Regions from separate parts of the Homo sapiens genome. Here all the other regions are linked to region 1. The links are chromatin contacts, found by Hi-C or POLR2A ChIA-PET in ENCODE. All regions are on one chromosome and are shown on one strand. The core of a region is the stretch at or near the end of the contact, and the rest is flanking DNA. Distances in the headings are between cores, read along the strand shown. Region 1 overlaps PDE4B (phosphodiesterase 4B). Region 2 overlaps IL12RB2 (interleukin 12 receptor subunit beta 2). Region 3 has its middle 5.2 kb from the start of MIR101-1.

Region 1 (4,547 bases), core at 1,275-3,774:
AAGAATAAATAGCTTAATCTTCTCTTTCATCTTTATTTGAAGACAATGCCCAAGGAAAACAGTGGACATGTTACTTCCAAAAATTTCCCTTACATATTACTGAAGCATTAATTCTCTGTTTTATGGTCATGTTCCATGCCTTGGAAAGGTTGTGGCATATAATGAAATTGCCCAAATCATTTGAATGATCATATAAATTAAAAAATAAGAATAACTTATCTCTTTTTTTTTTTTTTTTTTTGAGACGGAGTCTCGCTCTGTCGCCCAGGCTGGAGTGCAGTGGCGGGATCTCGGCTCACTGCAAGCTCCGCCTCCCGGGTTCACGCCATTCTCCTGCCTCAGCCTCCCAAGTAGCTGGGACTACAGGCGCCCGCCACTACGCCCGGCTAATTTTTTTGTATTTTTAGTAGAGACGGGGTTTCACCGTTTTAGCCGGGATGGTCTCGATATCCTGACCTTGTGATCCGCCCGCCTCGGCCTCCCAAAGTGCTGGGATTACAGGCGTGAGCCACCGCGCCCGGCCAAGAATAGCTTATCTCTATTTCCCTTTTTATTTTGAGAAGCAGGGAAAAAGGGAATTTGGGGTTAGTCTACAGTGCTTTGAACAGACCTTTACTATCTTATCTTAGGCTATGTTGGAGAATTTTAAGAAACAGATAGTGAAGTGAGCAAATTGATCTGAAATAGGCAATGGATTAGTTTAATACTATTATTTGCATTTTTATGAGCACTTTATAACCATTTTCTATAATTGCGATTGCTCTTTCCCCTTACACTGCTTCCCAGGCAAGAAGACTGAGCTTAGGGCAATTAATGGCCATCCTAGAGGCTGTGAGTATGGTAGCTACAGAATATAAATTTGAACTAGGCCTCACTAATAATGCTTGCCACAGTTGAAAGAACAAGATCACCCACCAACCAATCCAAAATCCCCTTAGAAGAATTATTAAATAACTCTAAACTTTTTTCTTTCTTTATATGCCTCATTGGGATCATTGATGGTAAGTCAGATGGACTGGATATGAATCCTGGCTCTATGATTTACCTTAAGCAAGTTATTTCAACTTTGTATGCCTCACTTTACTCATCTGTAAAGCAGGAATAATAACAGTACCTATTTCAAAGTGTTACTGTGAATATTGATTACAGAATGAGGTAAAGAGCTTAGCACAATGTTTGCATACACCTGTAAAGGTAGTTCTGTTGTTTACTAATATTATTCAATCAATAAACTGAAGAGCTGGGTCTTTTCCAATTATTTTGTTTTATAGAAGAGAATATGGAAAGATTCCAAATAGTTTTATTGTCTATATTACTATACCTAAGTAAAGGCAGGGCTAGAACTCAAACTCATGGCTTATTCCTAGGCTCTTTTCACTTTATTTTGCTCCCTCCATAATTTAGTCTATATAAATCTGAGCAGTAAAGAGAGAAAAGTTGAACCAAAAAAATGTGTGAGTGCCCACCTGGCTACCAGAACTGATTTTAATTCTATTCTGCCCTCTAATCCAGGGTCACCTCTAACATGTGTGGGGCCACACACTGTAAGTCTAAATATACAAAGATATACATTGAGCTATCTCCTTTACCTTGACAGATATCCCTCCATAACAGCCTGGAAGGTCAGGTTGAATTTAGAATTCTTGAACTCCTTGGATATGGGTTGGCCCTCCTCTTTCCCCATGTCCTTCCATCTCCAGGGACCTGTGAGCAGCCGTCGTGAGCCCTGGACCGCAGCCTGCTTACCCAAGTTCCTCCTACACAAGTCTCTTCACACCTCTCATTGCTGCCTCTTGGTTAAACTCCTTAGGCCTAAGGGTGTGTATGCCTGCAGCACATCCCAGGAAGAGGCTTGTGTGGCCGGGAAGTGGGTTCAAAGCCATTTGGACAGAGAATGTGGGGGTCCAGCAGATGCAAAATGTAGTTTAGAGAGGGGAGCAAAGCTGCTCCCTTGGCCCGGCCAACTCCTTACTTCCTTGGGTGGAGGGCAGCAGAAGGAAGGCCAGGCTAAGGCCCTCTGATTACAGCACAGGGCCCAGCAAATGGATGCATCTTATGCTAAGGGCGGCACTGCTGTAATCATATCATTACATTTTAGGCAAAAGTGGCATGAATATTCCTTTCAAGGACTGAGCGCCTGTCTACCCTCTCTCTTACAGAGTTCTAAGATGAATCCATTGGCCAGTAAGATCTATTTCCTGTCAGTTCTGCAGGAGCTGGCATTTTCCATAGTTATTGATTATTTAGTTAAATACAAAATGGTTCACCCCTCATTAGGGCAATCAGCCTGTCATGATCACCATCCAGTGTCATGCAGCCTAATTCCCAGCTGGCTCGGGGCCTGGTAGAATAGTGTGACTTTATCCTGCAAACCCAAGAGCACTGGCAATTAGTTGCCTTTGTGCTCCATGTTTAGTACTGTAGTATGGCTGCACCTGAAGAACTGGAAAAATAAGCCTGCATAGCCAGGAGGACTCACTTCCTCATGATGGTTATCTGTAGCCGACTTCACAATGCCTTAAGAGAAGAAGGACCATCTATCTTCCATTTCTATCTTAGCAAACATTTACTCAAGTGCTAAGTCCTAATGCTTCATTCTAAAAAAAAAGTACTAATACACAGGGCCACTCTTCAACAACAGAATATCCATTTTCACCCAGCAGCACCCAACCTTTGTTCTGCATATAAAACAGCCCCAGAGCCAAACCAATGGAGAATGAAAAGGACAGTGGAGGGCGTTTGTGGGGGAAGTGAAGACAGTGACTAGTTGCTTGAATATAGCTTTTCTGAATACCACAGTATGTTCATCTTTTGAAAAACATTTAGCATTCTGGGTAAGAATGACCCTTTTGACGTTTTTCACCTGAAAATTCTAGGTGAAAGACTAGGTTTCTCAGTACAATGAGGGAAGGAACACCTCCCCATTCCCCGCCAGTCACAATTACGCCTCCCTGGGATTGTTCTGGGTTGGTCCTTCCTCAGCCACTGTTGTTGCAACCCTGTACTTTACTGACTGCGTCTGTCAGGAAGGAGACAGGAAATTGTAGTCACCCTCACAGCAGCTGCGCCATTCCTCCTATCCTCCTCTAATGACGTTGGTTGGCTTTGGTGACACGAGGTCAGGAACTGAGCCACAGTGAAGGTCAGGAAGATAGGTCACTGTTTATGCCGTTGTTGGGCTGGGGACCCTGCTGAGGCTATTTGCTTTCTTCCTTTCTATACTGTTTCTCTTTCCGTTCCTCTTTTTATAATGGAGAGCCAAAGCATCCTGTTTTCAAAACATCTGACTGTTTTGCCACTGAGGAACTCATGCTCTGATGCATTTTGCTGAAGTGTAAGACAATTCTTCTAATTCAGGAGGTGATGAAAATTGAAACACAAAATTAATGAACAATTCTAAGAAGGCAATCTGTTGTTAAGCAAAACGGCTAGCTCTAACATGTCTAATCGAATTTGGGCAGCTGGCAGGAGGTTCACTAGCCATCCTTTTCATCTTAAATAACAATACCATTGCCTTGTAAAACTTCTGCTGAACTTATTCCATCTTCTAGTAATTCTTGGAGGAAAATAATTTACAAGACTAACCTACCTGGCAGCACCATTCTCTAAAATTCTGGAATTCCATCTGGACTGTGGCCAGCATTAAGGGATCAGAGAAATTTGGGCCAAACAGAGGACGATGTTTCTTAGCTAACTCTCTAGGCTATGAAGTACATTTGAGAAAGTCTTTTAGGAGATTTGAATCACTCAGTTTTCTTCAAAATTTAAAGGATTAAGGAAAACAAACAAACTAAAAAAGCACAACCCTACCTAGATGAAGTAAAGATGAAAGATGCTTGCTTTTCCTCCACCAAACACAGTTAACTCTCTACCAGTTGCATGTAGACTGCACTTATGTAATTCCCAAATACCCCTCAGCATAACACAATTTCACCTATCGCTGTTCTTAAGATCAGACATTGCAAACAAAACTTAGTGGCCACGTAGCTGAAACAGAACTAGGAACACAGAGTTTTTGCAAAAATGTAGTGGATACCACTGATAAGTACACTCCCTCTATAACATTTCTTCACATCACTTCCAGATCTGCAACTCAGAGATTTACACTGGCTCCTTAGTTGATAAGGGTAAGCAAAATATGGCCAAATAAGACTACATAGTAAAGGGAGTGATGATCATGATAAAGTTTTAAGATGTCAACTTGGATGGAAATCTCAGATAATTTCAGCAACATTGAAAACTGAATATGGAATATAGTTTTTTTTTGCCATGGATAATTCAGTTCCCAAAGAACTGGTGTAGATCAATTTCTTTCTGGTGGCCACAAAAATGTTTGCATTGCATTATCTCGAACTCCTGGGCTCAAGCAATCCCAAAGTGCTGCCTCGACCTCCCAAAGTGCTGGGATTACAGGCGTGAGCCACCACTCCCTGGCCTCATTGCCTTATATCATATGTGTCATGGTGCATGTTATGCTCAAGCTTAACCTGAGACAATTATCTGAATAATCAATAATTTTTTAAAGGTAGTAAAGTAAAAAGAGATAT
Region 2 (4,908 bases), core at 1,047-3,546, 1.0 Mb before region 1:
ACAAAAGGAAACATTTTCTAAACAATAAGAGATGTTCAACCATGGCATGGGCAGACTACAAAGTGAGATTCTCCCTGTCCCAGAATATCCCCACTGAGACATCTGTCTGTCCTGGCAGGAGTAGGAGCCATGTTTATAATGAAAGGAAGGCTGAACTAGAAGAGCTTTGAAGTCCCTCCAAATTCCAAGACCTCATTATAGAACCTAAGCCTTGTGAAGATAGAAATAAAATCAGGGCAGCAGAGAAGAAATCACATACTCACATTTACCAAGCATCACTCATGGCCAACACATACTTATTTTGACTTCACTCTGGTGCTGGTTTCAGAGAACCAAGATGATGTCCACTATAAACTCTGTTTGTTACAGTGAAAAGCACGCAGGCATGGAGCTTTCACTGTCAGGATAAACACGCATCATGCAGCACTGCTGAATTTTACACTGGTGGCCCTTGTGATTTTTACATTTGTGTCCTCTCATTTGCTGATCCCCACAATGGTCTTGTCAGCTTTGCAGATACCTGTATCATTACCCTCATTCTACTGAGAGAAACCCTTGAGTTGAGAGGCGTGGAATAGATTAACACGTAGCATATCTTTCCAGATCACTGTTGAGGACATTTTTGGAGGAGAAACCTTTACATGAGAGGAGGAATTTTGGTTTTAACCAGTCACTTGCTCGTGAAAAGGAAATAATTAGGCTGGGTTCTTCTATAATATTCACAAATTATGGCTGTTCTAAATGTCCTGCTTTGAGAATTGTCTTGCTATTGAAAGTAGATTCATTTTAAAATAAATTTTGAGCTGCAGTGTTAGTTTCAAAGTGAAGAGCCTGATCATGATTCACCAGGCTATTTATAGTAGTCTCTTCTTATACCAGACGTTTTATGTGTGTGTGAGAGAGACAGGGAGGAGAAAGAAGAAGAAATCACTCATTTCTTAAAACTGAAGAAGTGTGCAATGATCAAAACCCATCATGTGAACCCCATCAGAGGACTTTATAATTGTTATTCTTACTCTTCTGGTTTTGTGCTCATTCAGATTCATAATTCCAAAACTTTCTATCCTCAACTGGAAGAGGTGTAGTGAAGAGGATGTGAGTCCTGAGAAATAAAGAGTGCAGTTCACCAGGAAACCTCTTATGAGCATGCCAATCAGTAGCTCAATTCGAATCGCACAGCATTTTCCTTCAACAAAGATGAGTCACGATGCAGCAGTTCTGGATAAGGTTTCAGTCTCAGGTCTGTGCTCAGTAGCTGGGTGACTTTGGGCAAGAACTTCCTCTCTTTCCTCTCTCTGATACTCGTTTTTTCATTCACTCATTCATTCGTTTTCTCATTCACTGGTAAGTGGGCGTACCAGTACTTACCTCAGGGGATTTTTGTGAGGATTAAATAAAATGGTAATGCCAGCTTTCAGTGCTTTGTGAAACTTTCGCATTCTATGATAATGTCAGGCTTCACTGTTTTCTGGAAAGTTGTCTAATTTACTACTGTTTTATTACCATTCCTGAGGAAGGGCTGCTTTCTATTCCTGTTTGTATGATTTTCTTTTTTTTTTTTTTTTGAAACGTAGTCTCACTCTGTCACCCAAGCTCGAGTGCAGTGGCATGATCTTGGCTCACTGCAACCCCTGCCTCCCGGGTTCAAGTGATTCTCGTGCCTCAGCCTCCCCAGTAGCTGGGATTACAGGCGCATGCCACCATGCCCGGCTAATTTTTGTATTTTCAGTAGAGACGGGGTTTCACCATGCTGGCCAGGCTGGTCTCTAACCCCTGACCTCAAGTGATCCGCCTGCCTTGGCCTCCCAAAGTGCTGGGATTACAGGCGTGAGCCACTGCACCTGGCCTGTTTGTATTATTTTCTACCACTATTACTATTCCTAAAGTAGAGCAGCTTTCTTTCCTCCTTCTCCCTCTTCAATGACTTAACAAACATTATTAAATATCCACATCCACAGCTTTTTCATCTTTTGTTTCCCAAAGAGTGAATAAGTGAAGTGACATGGTTACTGCTGGGCATATTTATGTAGGAGAGGTGGGGGTGGGCAGAAAGGGGACAACAGTCAGAAGAGATGAAGTAGTTGGGGTCAGAGGGTGGAAATGCCAGGGATGGAAAAAGACCTTGATCTTATAGGAAGTGGGATTGAAACGATGTGACTGTGTGGAAGAAGGAACTCAGCTCTCACCCCTATCCACCAAAGGCACATGACACTGTGGTGTGTCATGAATGTGAGAAAATGAGCTCTAGCAAAATCATTGAAGCTTCATATAAAAGCCACTATGCAAATAGGTCTTTTTCTGCCTTCAGTTTTATTCCCTTGAGTTTTAAGTTGACGCTTAAAACTCACCTTCCAGAAAAGAGAAATCTGTTGTCTACTGTAGTCAATGTGCCGTTTCATGTACCAGACATCTAACATCCCAGTAGGCTCTGTTTCAAAGGAGAAAAAAAGACATATTTTCATATATTTACTACTTTGAAAGTTAACTGGTCATTCAGTAAACAATTCTGGAAGAGTAGAATTAGAGGATAACTTCAATTATTTGTGTGTGTCCCAGTATTTTTTCTTTTTCTTGTTTAACAATGAACATATATATCTTTGGCCAAAAAGTCAGAAAAACAAGGTTACCTTAAAAACAAATTTAAAAAAAAATGATGAGGAATTTGTTTCTTAACTTACTTTTTTTTTTTTTTTTTTTTTTTTTTTTTTTTTTTTTGAGACAGGATCTTGCTCTGTTGCCTCGGCTGGAATGCAGTGATGCAGTGGCACGATCTCAGCTCACTGCAACCTCCACCTCCCAGGCTCAAGCAATCCTCCTGCCTCAGCCTCCCACATAGCTGGGACTACAGGTGCGTACCACCACGCCTGGCTAATTTCTGTATTTTTTATACAGACAGGCTTTCATCATGTTGCCCCGGCTGGTCTTGAACTCCTGAGCTCAAGAGATCCACCCACCTTGGCCTCCCAAAGTGCCGGGATTACATAGGCATGAGCCACTGCACCCGGCCTTAACTTACTCTTAAAACATGTGTTATTAAAATAACCCAAGGAAAGTACATGTGGCTTTAGCACCATAAGACAGAGCAAAAAAATAAAAATAAAGTATATGTGGTTCTTTTCTTTTCTTTTCTTTTCTTTTTTTTTTTTTTTTACTAGAATGCAGAAAGAATTCTCAACAGAGAAGATACAACTCATATAGAAAAACACTTTTTGGTCTTGTAAAAATACACTAATATAAATGACAAACCTTGTGTTCATCTCCATTCCTAGACTTATCATGGTATAGTACAATTATTTGGTGTGTGATCATTAGACAATGATGTACTTAAAGGGAAGTCCTATCTCATTTAATATGCCACATACCCAGCGCAGCACTTAGAATATAATAGGCTCCTAATAATTGTTAAGTAATGAATGAACAAATCATGTGATATTATCTATTTAATGCCAAAACACAGGCTGAACTGATTAAATAAATAACCACCAATCTGTAAGACAATGGTCAAATATGGCCCAACTTAATTTCAACCAAACATACTTGCAAAGAGACTAAATAATCAACTCCTGTATGTGTAAGTGTGAGTGTGTGTGTGCATGAGTTCATGCTCACGTGAGTGAGTGAAGTCATTTTGTTTCCTCTACCATCAAGTCACTTAGATTTGTTTTGATTTACAGCCAGGAGTGGAACCAGCAGAAACAACTCCTGAAAACAGGCTTCAGCTGCACCAAGCTAATTTCCTCAACAGTGAAACTTAGAGTGTATTTGAGGGGAGGCTGCGCTGGGGTTTTTTCCTAGGTTAGAAAGTTCCATCTAACCAGATGGAAATTTCTAGAAAATTAAGTCCCACCACCTGGATAACAGGAGATAAGAGAAGAGCAAAAGAGAAAGAAAGGGAGCGTAAGTACCCACATGTAGAGGGCAGGTGCTGTGTGGGCCCATCCACAGCTCCATCTCCCCTCCTCCTGCAGTAGTCAGTGTGAGCTTCAGAGCCAGGTCTGCGGGGTAAGCCCAGCTCTGTGACTTTGAACAAATGCTAACCACATCCTTCGGCTAGCTCCCTCATCTGTCAGATGAGGGTGATAATTCCACATATCACACAGGGTGGAGTGGGAATTTCAGTGGAGCGTGCTGACACATGGTGAGTGCTCAGCAAGTGTAGCTCTTGCTGTTTCCCGCATTTGAAAACTGAAGTGCTGAAAGGTTAAGGAACTTGCTTAAGGTCCCAGAACTAATCATCAGAGATGCCAGGCTTTGAACACAAATCCGTTTTATCCCAGAGCCCATAGCCTTGGCTCTGCACCGTGCAGGTGCCTGGCTCTGAGAAAGCTAATGGTTTCTCTGCGATACTTCCATCCCCCATCAGTTGGGCCTTCTTTTTGTTCTATCCTCTCCTTCATTACTTCCTTTTCCTGCCTTTCTTGCTCTACTTTCTTTTTTGTTTTTTTCTAAACATTCACTTCTTTTCTTTTCTCTCCTTTGCAGTAGTATTTACCTTTGCAGTGAGGACTTAGAGGTAAGCAACACTTATGTAAAACATTTTGAAAATGCTCTTAATTCTCCAGGAATATGAAGAGTGGCCCAGGAATCAAACCTGGGACTTCTATCTGCTAGCTTAGATGCAAAAAGAAAAAAAGCACAGGCAACAAAGGAAAGGGGATATGACGTTCACTAACCACCTACTGTCAGGTGGTGTCCGGACACTATATACATCATCTCGTTTAACCCTCACACAACGCAAGGGTGCATATGATTACATCTGCTTTACAGCTGAGGACAAGGAGGCTGGCAAAAGTTAAATGATTTACAAAAGACCTGGGTCTGGTAAATGGCAAAGCTGAGGACTGGACCCAGGTCTTGCTTTCCCCGAAGACCCTGCTTTTCCCATTACAGTTCACTACATTGACCAAG
Region 3 (4,503 bases), core at 43-2,542, 1.3 Mb after region 1:
ATGTCTGTCCCCAGCCCCCCTTTCCCCCGGCAAGTTGTGATCTGCAGATGTTTTGGGATTTTCTCTTCCCTCTGGACCTGTCCCCCACCAACCAGCAAATAGCTCCTGGGCCTAGGTTGAGGGAGAGAGAGAAGTGACCCCCTTTGGCCAGTGCGCTGTTTTTTATTCCCCTCTGGGTCTTCTAATGGAATCTGCTGTCCCTCCGTAGCCCCCTTTATTTTCCCCTTAAGCTTAACCCAGAGCCAGGCCTAAGCAGCCTGTCTCTGGCTTTCTTTCCCCAGGCCCCACCCTGGCCCCTTTTGCTTTTCCAGCGCCAAAAAAAACGCCTCCCAAGCAGAAGACACACCCAGCCCAAGTCTAACCATTCCAAAAGGGAGGAAAACACAGAGGAAGAGCAGGGACCCAAGGGTCTCCTGTCCTGAATATTCCAACAGCGTTTCCCTCTAAAAGCCTCCTAGCTTTATAATCCCTTTATTCTGCTTACCAGTCGACCCTCCCCTCCTCTTTGCCCCTTGTTCTGTGATAGATATTTGGGGAGAGGGGTGGAGAAAGAGGTTGTCACCCTCTGTTCCTTACAGTGAGGCATTTTTCTTTTTCTCAGTCTTTTCATTTATTAGATGTTTAGCATGTAAAATATGTAAATCTGTTTGCAGGCTTATTTGAACTTGTTTTCTTGCTGGCTAAGGAATAGCTGATATTCTATAAAGGGAAGGAGGGGGGAAAAGATCAAAAGTAACACTCTGAGTTTTCCCCATTTGAGCATCCCCAGAGTTGCCAGAGAAGACCCTCCTATAAAAACCAACAGTCTCCCTTCCATGACATCACCACCTAAGCCCTTCCAACTTTAGCTTCAGAACAGGAAGAAGGCTCAAAATAGAACTACCTTAGGAATCCAGCTCCTTGAAAAGATCAACTTTTAAATCAGCTGCAGGAGGAACACAATGAACTTTGACATGGGGAGTGAGAAGGGAGAGAAGACTGTATAGTGTTCATAATTGGTTCCTTTGAGGGAGGGTTGGGGGATACTTACCGTGTATTTCAGAAAAGCTTTCCTCTAGAGTTGGGTACCTAGACCACTGAATGATAAATAGGATGGTTCAAGATTCATTTATTGAATTATTCATAAGTTTTTGTACGTCAACAATAACAAGCACGTTTCAGAATATGAATTAAAGAGGGGCCTCTCTGCAGAATCTGCTCTAGATAGAGAAGGTTGTTTCAGGAAGCTAGGAGGGCACTTGAAGACAGAGAACCTGAGGATGCAGTGACAGCTGCTGTGAGTATGTAAGTTGAGAGGCTCATAAACAATAATTGTGATAAACAATAATTGTAACTTTTGTAGGTGACTGATACCCTGGACAAAGAAGTAAGGATGTCAGGATTTTCCACCTCTACCTTGGAAATTAACTTCTTGTCTTTGAATCTCACTCAGTGTCTCCATTCAGTCCCTGAATTGAGATATGCTTTCCTCTCTGAGCTAAAATACTCAGTCTTTTGGAAGGGCTACCTAATAAACGATAATCACTGAAGTGTTGACAACTTAAAGATTGGAAGTGGAGCAGAAAATACTTGGTATAATTTGAGCACTTGGTGGGTGCTGTAAGATGACTTTCTGGTTGATGGGGTAACATCTTTTACTCTGGTTCGGGTTTAAAAGAATCCAGGTGACAGAGACAGGATACCTGCCCTAATATGGTAGCCACTAGCCACGTGGCTATTAACCACCTGAAATATGGCTAGGGTGAGGAAGAGCTCAATTTTAAATTTTATTTAATTTTAGACTTTGATAACTTGATTTAGTTATTGGAAAGCTTATTTATATTTGGAAACATACTTGAGCTTACGCATCTACTTTTGAAACTAAGTGTTTTGAAATCCAAACGCAAATTAAGTATTTTGATGAAAATTTAGAATTGGGATATGTAAGTGCAAAGTAATCTTCAGATTTCAAAGAATGCAAAAAAAGTAGAATAGCCCATTAATTTTATGTTGATTCCATGTTCAGATGATAATATTTTAGATATATTGGGTTAAATGAATATGCTATTAATTCCACCTGTTTATTAGTGTGGCTACTAGAGAATTAAAAATTACATGTGTAGCTTGCATTATATACTTCATTGGACAGCTCAGGCCTGCATTACTCCTTTTCATCTATGAATTAATTTCTTTTCTTTTTTTCTTTCTTTTTTTTTTTTTTTTTTTGAGATAGAGTCTCTCTCTGTCTTCCAGGCTGGAGTGCAGTGACGCGATCTTGGCTCACTGCAACCTCCACCTCCCAGGTTCAAGCGATCCTCTTGTCTCAGCCTCCAGAGTAGCTGGGACTACAGGTGTGTGCCACCACGCCCGGCAGATTTTTTGTATTTTTAGTAGAGATGGGGTTTCCCCACGTTGGCCAGGCTGGTCTTGAACTCCTAAGCTCGGGTGATCCATCCGCCTTGGCCTCCCAAACTGCTGGGATTACAGGCATGAGCCACTGTGCCTAGCCCCATGGATTAATTTCAAAAGTGGTGACTGTATGAAATATTGTTATTTCATGTTTGTGTTTCTATTTTCCACTGCTGTGTTCCATGTGATGATTGGGGACCCCAAGTATTACATTATTACTGTTATATTAGGGAGATTAGTGTAAAAGTCCAGGGTTCTAGAACGGCTAGCAGGGGTGTCATGGGAAAATTGGGATACCCACATACCCGGCTATTGCTGCTTTTGTAAAAGGATCCTGAACATAGCAAAAGGTACCGGAAAACAATGTGTGGCAAAGTAACAATTGTGACACCTGGTGGCATTTTAGTGATTCTACTCATCTGTCACTCACTTCCATTTATTTTTTCTTTGCTTCATCTACTTTCTGTCCCCCTCCCCACCAAATCACGGCTCCACTCGTGGCATTTGGGCCCACAAGGCTGCTGACTCCTTTCCTCCAAAAAAAGTACAATGCTAACGTGAATAGAGGTAGTGCTGTCTTTGGGTTTTGTTTTGTCTAATGAGATTCAGAAATTGCACTGGAAGGAACTTAGGAGCTATTCGGTGCTATCCCTTTATTTTATAGATGACAAACTGCCAAACACCTCACCTAAGACCATATAGACAGAGACTGGAATTAAACATACTCTTGTTGATAACTGTTTAGAGGCTCCCTGAGAAATGGAGAGGTTCATCAATTAATCAATCAATCAAGTATCTGTTGAGCTAGCATTTTGTGGAAATGACCACTAAGTGTTGTGAAGGGACATGAGTAAAACAGTTTCTGACTTTTTTAGAAAGAGTCCTGTTGACTTGAGGAAATAAGATATAAACAGCACCAAATTAAATTGCAGTATACAACACAGCACTTAATGAGTGCAGTGCCACTGTGGCATGTGTTACTAGTTAGTAGAAATGTGTTCATTTTACAGATGTAGGAATAGAAGCTTCGAGAAGGGTGGAACCTGCAGGGAAGTGGAGTGTAATTGTGTTCCTGGAACAGCCCAAGGCTGTAGAATTGGAGGTCATTGCAAGTCTTTGGTATTGGCTCCTTTAGCTGTCCATTAAGGGAATTTGAAAATCTGAGACCCAGCATTTTCAAATGGCAGTGCTGTAGTAATAAGGCAATCATAGATTAATTGGAGACCATCAGGGTTTTTAGAGATGTTTAGCCAGGGGTGGATCATTCCGAAGTTAGCTGGCATATAAAACTGACTTGTGAGCAAACCATAAAATCTAAAATCCGGGGGGTGAGAGTGGTGAAATGTGATGTAGAGCAAAATCAGAAAGTAAATTAACTGTGGAGTATACAGTTGGACTAAAAATATTTGTGCTGAGTACATGTTTGAAGGGGAGAGGCCCATATAATGTAATATATGGGCCAGTCATGTATTTATAAATTTTTAGTCTCCTGGAGCCTTTTTGGACTAAACTCTTGGTCAACATGAGGAAGAAAGCTCAGTCTTCTCTTTGTTACCGTGTCCATAGGGTTTTTTTTTCGTCCACATGGACCTTATAAAGTTACATAGCATGAGATTAATTAGGGCCAGTGCTCAAAGTCAGTAAAATGATGACACCTCTTCTCTAATCACTCTCAGTTAATGCTTCTCTTTGAGAATTGGGGCTAACTTTGTATAGGGCGGTGGTCCTTGACATTTTCTTGCCTTTCTGCCTATTTCTTTTTCCATAAAAGAGAAAAAAATTCTGTAACCTGCCACCTCATCAATCTTTGGCACAAATTAGTTTTTAAAAACTCAGTATAGCAAAGTTTTGCAATAAAATGCAAGTATACATTCTGTGTACTTGTGACAAAGCAGTATTGGACATTTGAGCAACTTTTGCTGACAGTTTATAACATCTCAGTGTGGTCAAATTTGGCCATTTTATATAGTATCACTGAATTAGATGATAATTTTCAAATTGGAAAACAAATCACACTAGTTAAAAGACCAGTGGATTTAAATACACTAAACTATAGTTTAAAAGTATTTTCAAATATTCTGCTTGGCCAACAACTTACGGTGCCTTCAGTTATTT

What was found. Hi-C counts contacts between places; a loop is a spot of excess contacts on that map. ChIA-PET counts read pairs that join two places held with the same protein, here RNA polymerase II (POLR2A). Pooled maps may share reads with other maps.
Region 2: a loop to region 1 is called in a map of naive thymus-derived CD4-positive, alpha-beta T cell, with 2.9 times the contacts of the local background. The contact joins two enhancer-like sites. A Hi-C loop is called at or near these places in 1 of 168 maps with a recorded cell type or tissue (naive thymus-derived CD4-positive, alpha-beta T cell), 1 of 37 single-sample maps with no recorded cell type and 9 of 50 pooled maps. POLR2A ChIA-PET finds 5 or more read pairs at or near these places in 2 of 52 experiments (activated CD4-positive, alpha-beta T cell and activated T-cell).
Region 3: a loop to region 1 is called in a map of naive thymus-derived CD4-positive, alpha-beta T cell, with 4 times the contacts of the local background. The contact joins two enhancer-like sites. A Hi-C loop is called at or near these places in 2 of 168 maps with a recorded cell type or tissue (CD4-positive, alpha-beta memory T cell and naive thymus-derived CD4-positive, alpha-beta T cell), 2 of 37 single-sample maps with no recorded cell type and 13 of 50 pooled maps. POLR2A ChIA-PET finds 5 or more read pairs at or near these places in 1 of 52 experiments (activated CD4-positive, alpha-beta T cell).

The regions. Positions count from the first base shown.
Region 1 is chr1:66,334,713-66,339,259 of GRCh38, reverse strand. All of the region lies in intron 8 of PDE4B (phosphodiesterase 4B), which reads right to left. Among named protein-coding and RNA genes, the nearest start is that of SGIP1, 200 kb to the left of the region's middle. RefSeq lists enhancers at 2,165-2,214, 2,275-2,324. Within about 2 kb of position 2,524, at least 32 of the 41 ENCODE cell types and tissues checked have a DNase peak (open chromatin) inside an H3K27ac peak, as active enhancers do.
Region 2 is chr1:67,336,144-67,341,051 of GRCh38, reverse strand. It overlaps IL12RB2 (interleukin 12 receptor subunit beta 2), which reads right to left. Exons shown (of 17, transcript NM_001374259.2): 9 at 2,349-2,428. Among named protein-coding and RNA genes, the nearest start is that of IL12RB2, 31 kb to the right of the region's middle. RefSeq lists an enhancer at 2,067-2,146. Within about 2 kb of position 2,296, at least 4 of the 41 ENCODE cell types and tissues checked have a DNase peak (open chromatin) inside an H3K27ac peak, as active enhancers do.
Region 3 is chr1:65,061,507-65,066,009 of GRCh38, reverse strand. It overlaps a transcript of JAK1 not described here. Among named protein-coding and RNA genes, the nearest start is that of MIR101-1, 5.2 kb to the right of the region's middle. Within about 2 kb of position 1,292, at least 3 of the 41 ENCODE cell types and tissues checked have a DNase peak (open chromatin) inside an H3K27ac peak, as active enhancers do.